Regions from separate parts of the Homo sapiens genome. Here region 2 is linked to region 1. The links are chromatin contacts, found by Hi-C or POLR2A ChIA-PET in ENCODE. All regions are on one chromosome and are shown on one strand. The core of a region is the stretch at or near the end of the contact, and the rest is flanking DNA. Distances in the headings are between cores, read along the strand shown.

What was found. A loop is a pair of places that touch in the nucleus more often than their neighbours do. ChIA-PET counts read pairs that join two places held with the same protein, here RNA polymerase II (POLR2A).
Region 2: a map of PC-3 shows a loop between it and region 1 (23-fold over the local background). The contact joins two enhancer-like sites. A Hi-C loop is called at or near these places in 1 of 168 maps with a recorded cell type or tissue (PC-3). POLR2A ChIA-PET finds 5 or more read pairs at or near these places in 3 of 52 experiments (PC-3, PC-9 and activated T-cell).

Annotation. Positions count from the first base shown.
Region 1 is chr15:68,153,586-68,156,487 of GRCh38, reverse strand. It overlaps PIAS1 (protein inhibitor of activated STAT 1), which reads right to left. Exons shown (of 14, transcript NM_016166.3): 7 at 2,793-2,898. Among named protein-coding and RNA genes, the nearest start is that of CALML4, 50 kb to the left of the region's middle. Within about 2 kb of position 1,452, at least 2 of the 41 ENCODE cell types and tissues checked have a DNase peak (open chromatin) inside an H3K27ac peak, as active enhancers do.
Region 2 is chr15:67,997,526-68,000,616 of GRCh38, reverse strand. No RefSeq gene overlaps it. Among named protein-coding and RNA genes, the nearest start is that of PIAS1, 55 kb to the left of the region's middle. Within about 2 kb of position 1,621, at least 3 of the 41 ENCODE cell types and tissues checked have a DNase peak (open chromatin) inside an H3K27ac peak, as active enhancers do.

The DNA.
Region 1 (2,902 bases), core at 203-2,702:
AAGTGATCTACCCGCCTCGGCCTTCCAATGTGCTGGGATTACAAGGGTGAGCCACTGCACCCAGCCCTTCTTGGCTCTCTCTATTCCAGCTGCACTGGCCTTTTCTCCTGGCATACTCTGTTCCCATCTTGGAGCTTAACTTCTCCTCATACTTATAATCTTGCCTTAAGTATCACAGTATCAGAGAGGACTACGTTCCCCTATTGTACCTCTACAGAGTTCCCTGTCTATCTTCTTCAAGGCACATGTCAAAACTTTAACTCATTAATGACTTGTGCAATTATTTAATGCCTGTCTTTCTTACCAGACTGCAAACTTCTGGGGGATGCAGAGATGGTATGTGTCTTGTTTAATGTTATATTCTCCTGTTCCTGGAACACAGTAGACTCTTAACACAATTTCTTGAATGAAAAGAATAAATGAATAAGCAGGGAAAGGGAGATTTCCTCTTGACACTGAACAAAATAAAGCGAGGACTGGGCACAAATGTAGATAAGCTAAAAAAGTAATTATGGTGGCACTGAGATTAAGGAAGAAATGGGTGGTTTAGGTAATTCATGTCTTGTAGCCCCAATTTTCATGCATTGGCAGAGTGCTGAGAGAGGGGGATAGTGTTTGATTAGATTATGGCTAAGGCTTGAAATAACTGCTGAAGGGAGAAGGAAGAGGAGAAAGAAACTTGATTAAGAGTTGGTAAAAGACTGTTTTTCATAGTTGTGAGGGGACAACTCTACACAAAGGCAGAAACTGCAAGACAAAATCCTACTAAATCAAATGATTCAGAGAATGGAGTTCTCTGTGAAAAGTCTAAATAATACCAACTTTATTCTTTCAAGAACATAAGAGTGTCTGGCTTGACTACTAAAACTTTGCTAGAAGTACTTATTTTATTAAGAATGACTTACAAAGAACATATTTGTAACTGATTTGACTCTTTTAAAATACCTGACATTTCCTTTTGTCAAGTTATTGTAAACAGAATTTTAATTACATAATTTGTTGGGAAAGTTTTTGGTTTTTTTTTTTTTTTTTTTTTTTACAGGCAGCATACAGGTAAAGGTAGATAACCTGTTTTTTAGTAAATTACAACAAATTTCTTACTGGTGGGATCCAAATTAATATTCCATTGGCTTCCCTGGCCAATAAGTAAGGTAAGGTATCAATTTCCACAAAAATCTCATCCAGTGTACAATTATTCTCCACATCCATCAGTATATCAGACTAGAAATAGCTTTTGAATTAAACAGTTTTTGCTGCTTAATGGTAGCTAATAGTGGTTTCTCGGAGAAAATAAAATAATTCAATTCCAGACTCACGTTCCCACTCTCCCTCCAGGTGGTGCTATAGCTACAAGCGGAGAAGAGTTAACAGCTTGAGCAAAGACAGTTGGCCTTATTGTTGTTGTTGCTGTTACTATTAAATAAAATAACTTCATCTGCCTTATTTCTTGGTATTCCCTCTTCCATACAGGCTCACATAATTCTTTGCTTTCTGACTGGCTGAGATTCTAGTATTGTGAGGCAAATACGAAGATTCTCAGTAGAATGACCAGGAATAACTTCAGCAAGATTGTGATAGAAGACAAGTTATCTTATACTCTCCTTCAAGGCAGATGTCTGTCTTTTCTTTCAGGATCCCTACCATCTTCTTATCCCTGCCAAATGGTGCCACCACTCCCGCAGATCCCAAATCAGTGCTGCCCTTCTAGGTCTCCATCATCTGTCAATGCATGCCTACAGAGGCATTAGCCAAAGTGTGCTCCCATTGATTCAGGATTAGCTGCATTTTTAAAGGACCATTTTAATACAGAAAAATTCTTCAATGAACTATTAAGGGTATATTGATATTCAGGGGTAGTGGGATCTTTTACTCTGCCACAGAAATAAGTTACAGAAAGGGGTAATAGCTATGCTACAAAAGGAAAGCTGCTATTATCTTAGTTCTTTCCACCAGAGTGTTCCTAAGTACAAATCTGATAATGGGCTTCATTAATCAGTTCACATCAAAAGTCCTTAAAGGATAGCTATCTAACACCTGCCTATAAAAGTTTTGTTTCTAAGTCCCCAGCCCTCACTCCTAAATCCACGCAGCCCCCGGCTCTCACAAATAAAAGAATAAACGAAGAACTTAGTTCACCTCTTTGGAAAGGCCAAACCCTCTGACCTTAACCCTTAAAAACAGAGGTCAGCACAGCCCCATTTGAAGACCTTGAATCTCAAATTCAACGTATCAAAACAAACCATCCAGTAATTCACACGTATGAACCCAGACTTCGCAGAAGCATTAGAAATCAGACGGCATAAACTTCTTGTTACAGATGAGGAAGATGAAACTCAGGAGCAGCGTTACTTGTCCACAGTCATATAATTGATTAATGGCAGAATTATTATTTCTACCACCCCACTGGCTCTCTTCACTTTGTAAATGCAGGGGGTGAGGCCATGATATAATTCTGTACATTTTTCCTGGATAAACCACCAATCTAAAATAACTTTCTTGAAATTTATGCCAAGATGCCCTTCCCATTTCCCAGAATTCCTTAAACATTGATTTTATGAAGTTGTAGAATAATATTCTTCCATGTTTGTGCACTGACTTCACAAAGTTAATTTTAAGATTAGTAAAATATAGATTATAAAATATAGCTCATGACAAAGATATCAGAACTACTCTAAGAACTACACAACAGGCTCCAGTGAATAAACAAATTCTAAAATTTCTTGAGTTGAGAAAATACTACTCTAACCTTTAACAAAATAGCTGAATAAGTGAAATAAGTTTATCATACGTACTTAAAGCTCTAGAATGATCCGGATTCCTTATTCCCTTTGCTCGTAACCTCTGAAGAAGAACTGTTGAGGACAACTGTTTTACAAGATATACTGCCATGGAATAGTTCTGG
Region 2 (3,091 bases), core at 372-2,871, 160 kb after region 1:
CTTGCAACAGATTTCTTTTTCTTTTTCTTGAGTTGGAGTCTCACTGAGTCACCCAGGCTGGAGTGCAGTGGCGAGATCTTGGCTCACTGCAACCTCCACCTCCCAGATTCAAACAATTCTCCTGCCTCAGCCTTCCGAGTAACTGGGATTACAGGCGTGCACCACCATGCCCTGCTAATTTTTGTGTTTTTAGTGGAGACGAGGCTTCACCACATTAATCAGGCTGGTCTCAAACTCCTGACTTTAAGTAATCCCCCCAGCTCAGCGTCCCAAAGTGCTGGTATTACAGGCATGAGCCACTGTGCCCGCAGATTACTTTTTTTTTTTTTAACATCATATAGGACTAATTGGAAGTGTCTAACTCTGGCTTTGGCCAGTGGGCAGCCAGTTTGCAGCCTTCACTTAAAGCCAGCCACTATGCGCCCATTTTCACGTGGCCATGGAGGTAATTGCCCTTAGCCTTAAGAAGAAGGCTTTTACACAGGGCTTCTAGGAATCCTCTCCACTGAGGTTACCCCAGGCTAAAGGCTAAGGGAAGGGGAAGAAAGCCAATACTTATAGATACACCCCACAGAATACACCCACAATCTCCCTTGATTCCTACAGCAGCCCTGTGAATTAGGTGTTATCATCACCCCATTTGACAGAGGAGGAGACAGAAGTGCAGAGATATTAGATCATTTGCCAAAATTCCACTTTGCTGCTAAGTTATAGCATTGGGATTTGAGCCCAGGACTGCCTGACTAGTCTATAAATTCTGACTAGACTATAAATTAATAAAGAAAAGGGAGAAATGGTACCTTATTCTCTGTATCCTTCCAAACACAGGACTGGGCATGCACATAGTTAGTGCTCAGTAGGCACTGTTGATTGAAGTTCAATTGATTGACTGAGTAAAGACATGCTTATGGCCATATCTTCTCAACACTTAAACAAGAATTTGAAATTTGGCTTGTCTGTCTATGCCAGATAGACAAACTCCCCCATCGAATAAGAAAAAAAAGCCACACCCATATAAATAAATTGAATTGTCGGAATTGAGTCATTGTTGTGGCATCAAACAGATGTAGAGCAAATATTTAAAAGAGTAGAGTTGTGTGGGCTGGGCACAGTGGCCCATGCTTGTAATCCCAACACTTTGGGAGGCCGAGGAGGGAGGAGTTCAAGAACAGCCTGGACAACATAGTGAGACCACACCTCCATAAAAAAATTGAAAATTTTAGGCTAGGCAGAGTGGCTCATGCCTATAATCCCAGCACTTTGGCAGGCTGAGGTGGGAGGATCACTTGAGCCCAGTTCAAGGCCAGCATGGGCACCATAAGGAGACCCTTTATCTTGGAAAAACAAACAGAAAGAAAATAAAAGAATAGAATTGTGATTTCCTACCAGCTTTCTATAATCTGTTCCTATTTTCCCAATTCCTCATTCCTCCAAAAGAACATTTTTCACAGTTAAAAAATAATCTCCAATTATTCTTTCATGAGCACGTCCTGAGTGGGATTCCATAGCTTATAAACTTTCAGTTAGTGTGAGTGGCTGATGATGATGACAATGATGCCTCAACTATGCACAGTGATTAATATCTCAATGTCAGTATTTCACAATATGGAGCTCAAGTTACAGTCTTAAACCAGGGGAAAAACATGAGAGGTATTTTTAGTGAAAATCCTTGTTGAAAGACTCCCCACCTATAGAAACATACAGAATAGCTGCAGGGGAGTAGATCATCGTTTTCCTAAAATTTTGGCAAGAAACTGTGAGGAGTCCTGATAAGGCTGGCAACACGGAAGAATATTTTTTCCTCTTGGTGGCACCCAGCCAGCTCCTGGCAGCCCTGTGCCAGCTTCCCAGAGCTGCAAATGGCTTGGAGCAATTTTATCTTGACTTTATTATCCTAACTCACAACCTATAGAAGCAATAAAAGAGAAAACACGACGGAGGAAATGTGAAGCAGTAGCAATGGGCCATGACCAATTTAAGATGAAGTTCAAAATGCACAACCGAGCTACAGACTTAGTCCAAATTTGAACTTAGTAGGTACTAAGGTGGATAAGCCCCCCAAAATGTAGTGGCGTTAGAAAAATACAAGGAAAAGAACTATAATATTCCTTGGACTCCACGTGGGGCCAGACAGGCAGAGATTCTTTTTCCTCCCTCTTGGGAGACTTGAAATGGAAGTCATGGATGATAAAAATGATTTTCTATGTAATTCATAGGGCTATAATATCATCTGTAGCATTACAAGTGATTGTAATACTACAGACACTGATCATCATTGATTCATGCATTAATTTATGAAATATGTTATGACATCCACTCTGCCCTTAAATAGCTCACAGTCCAGGGAGGGGCTTAGTCATGAAAACAAATAGTTAGAAGACAAAATGATAAGTTAGGTCAGGCATGATGACTCATGCCTATAATCCCAGCCCTTTGGGAGGCCAAGGCAGGTGGATCACTTGAGCCCAGGAGTTCAAGACCAGCCTGGACAACATAGTGAGACCTTGCCTCTACAAAAAATAAAAATACATTAGCCGAGTATGGTGGCACACACCTGTGGTCCCAGCTACTGGGAAGGCTAAGGCAGAAGGATTACTGAAGCCCAGAAAATTGAACCTACAGTGAGCTGTGATCATGCTACTGTACCCCAGCATGGGCAACACAGCGAGACCCTGTCTCAAAAAACAAACAAGCAAAACCCAAAATAAGTTATACAACAAAAAGATGGGATGCAGAGAGGAAAGAGTCTGATTTATCCCTTGAGGATAGCAAGCTGGGTGAAAACCTGAGATTCTGGGGCTGAGACAGGGAATTCTTCTTCATAGAGAGTTGGGCCACTAGAACCAGAAGTTTGAACCATGTCCAGGATCCATGCAGAAAATTAAAGTCAAAGGCAGAAGGAAAGTCCTAGGGCAGGAGGACAAGACAAATGGTTCAGAGGCAGCTTGCATTGCTGGAGCACAGAGCTCCAAATCCTGGAACCAAGGAGACCAGATTGATCACAAAAAGGTAGAGTCAGCATCAATTGCCTGAGTAATTCCCTCAGTCCCAGCAGCCCTGTCACTTCTTTGGGCCCCACCTCATGATCAAG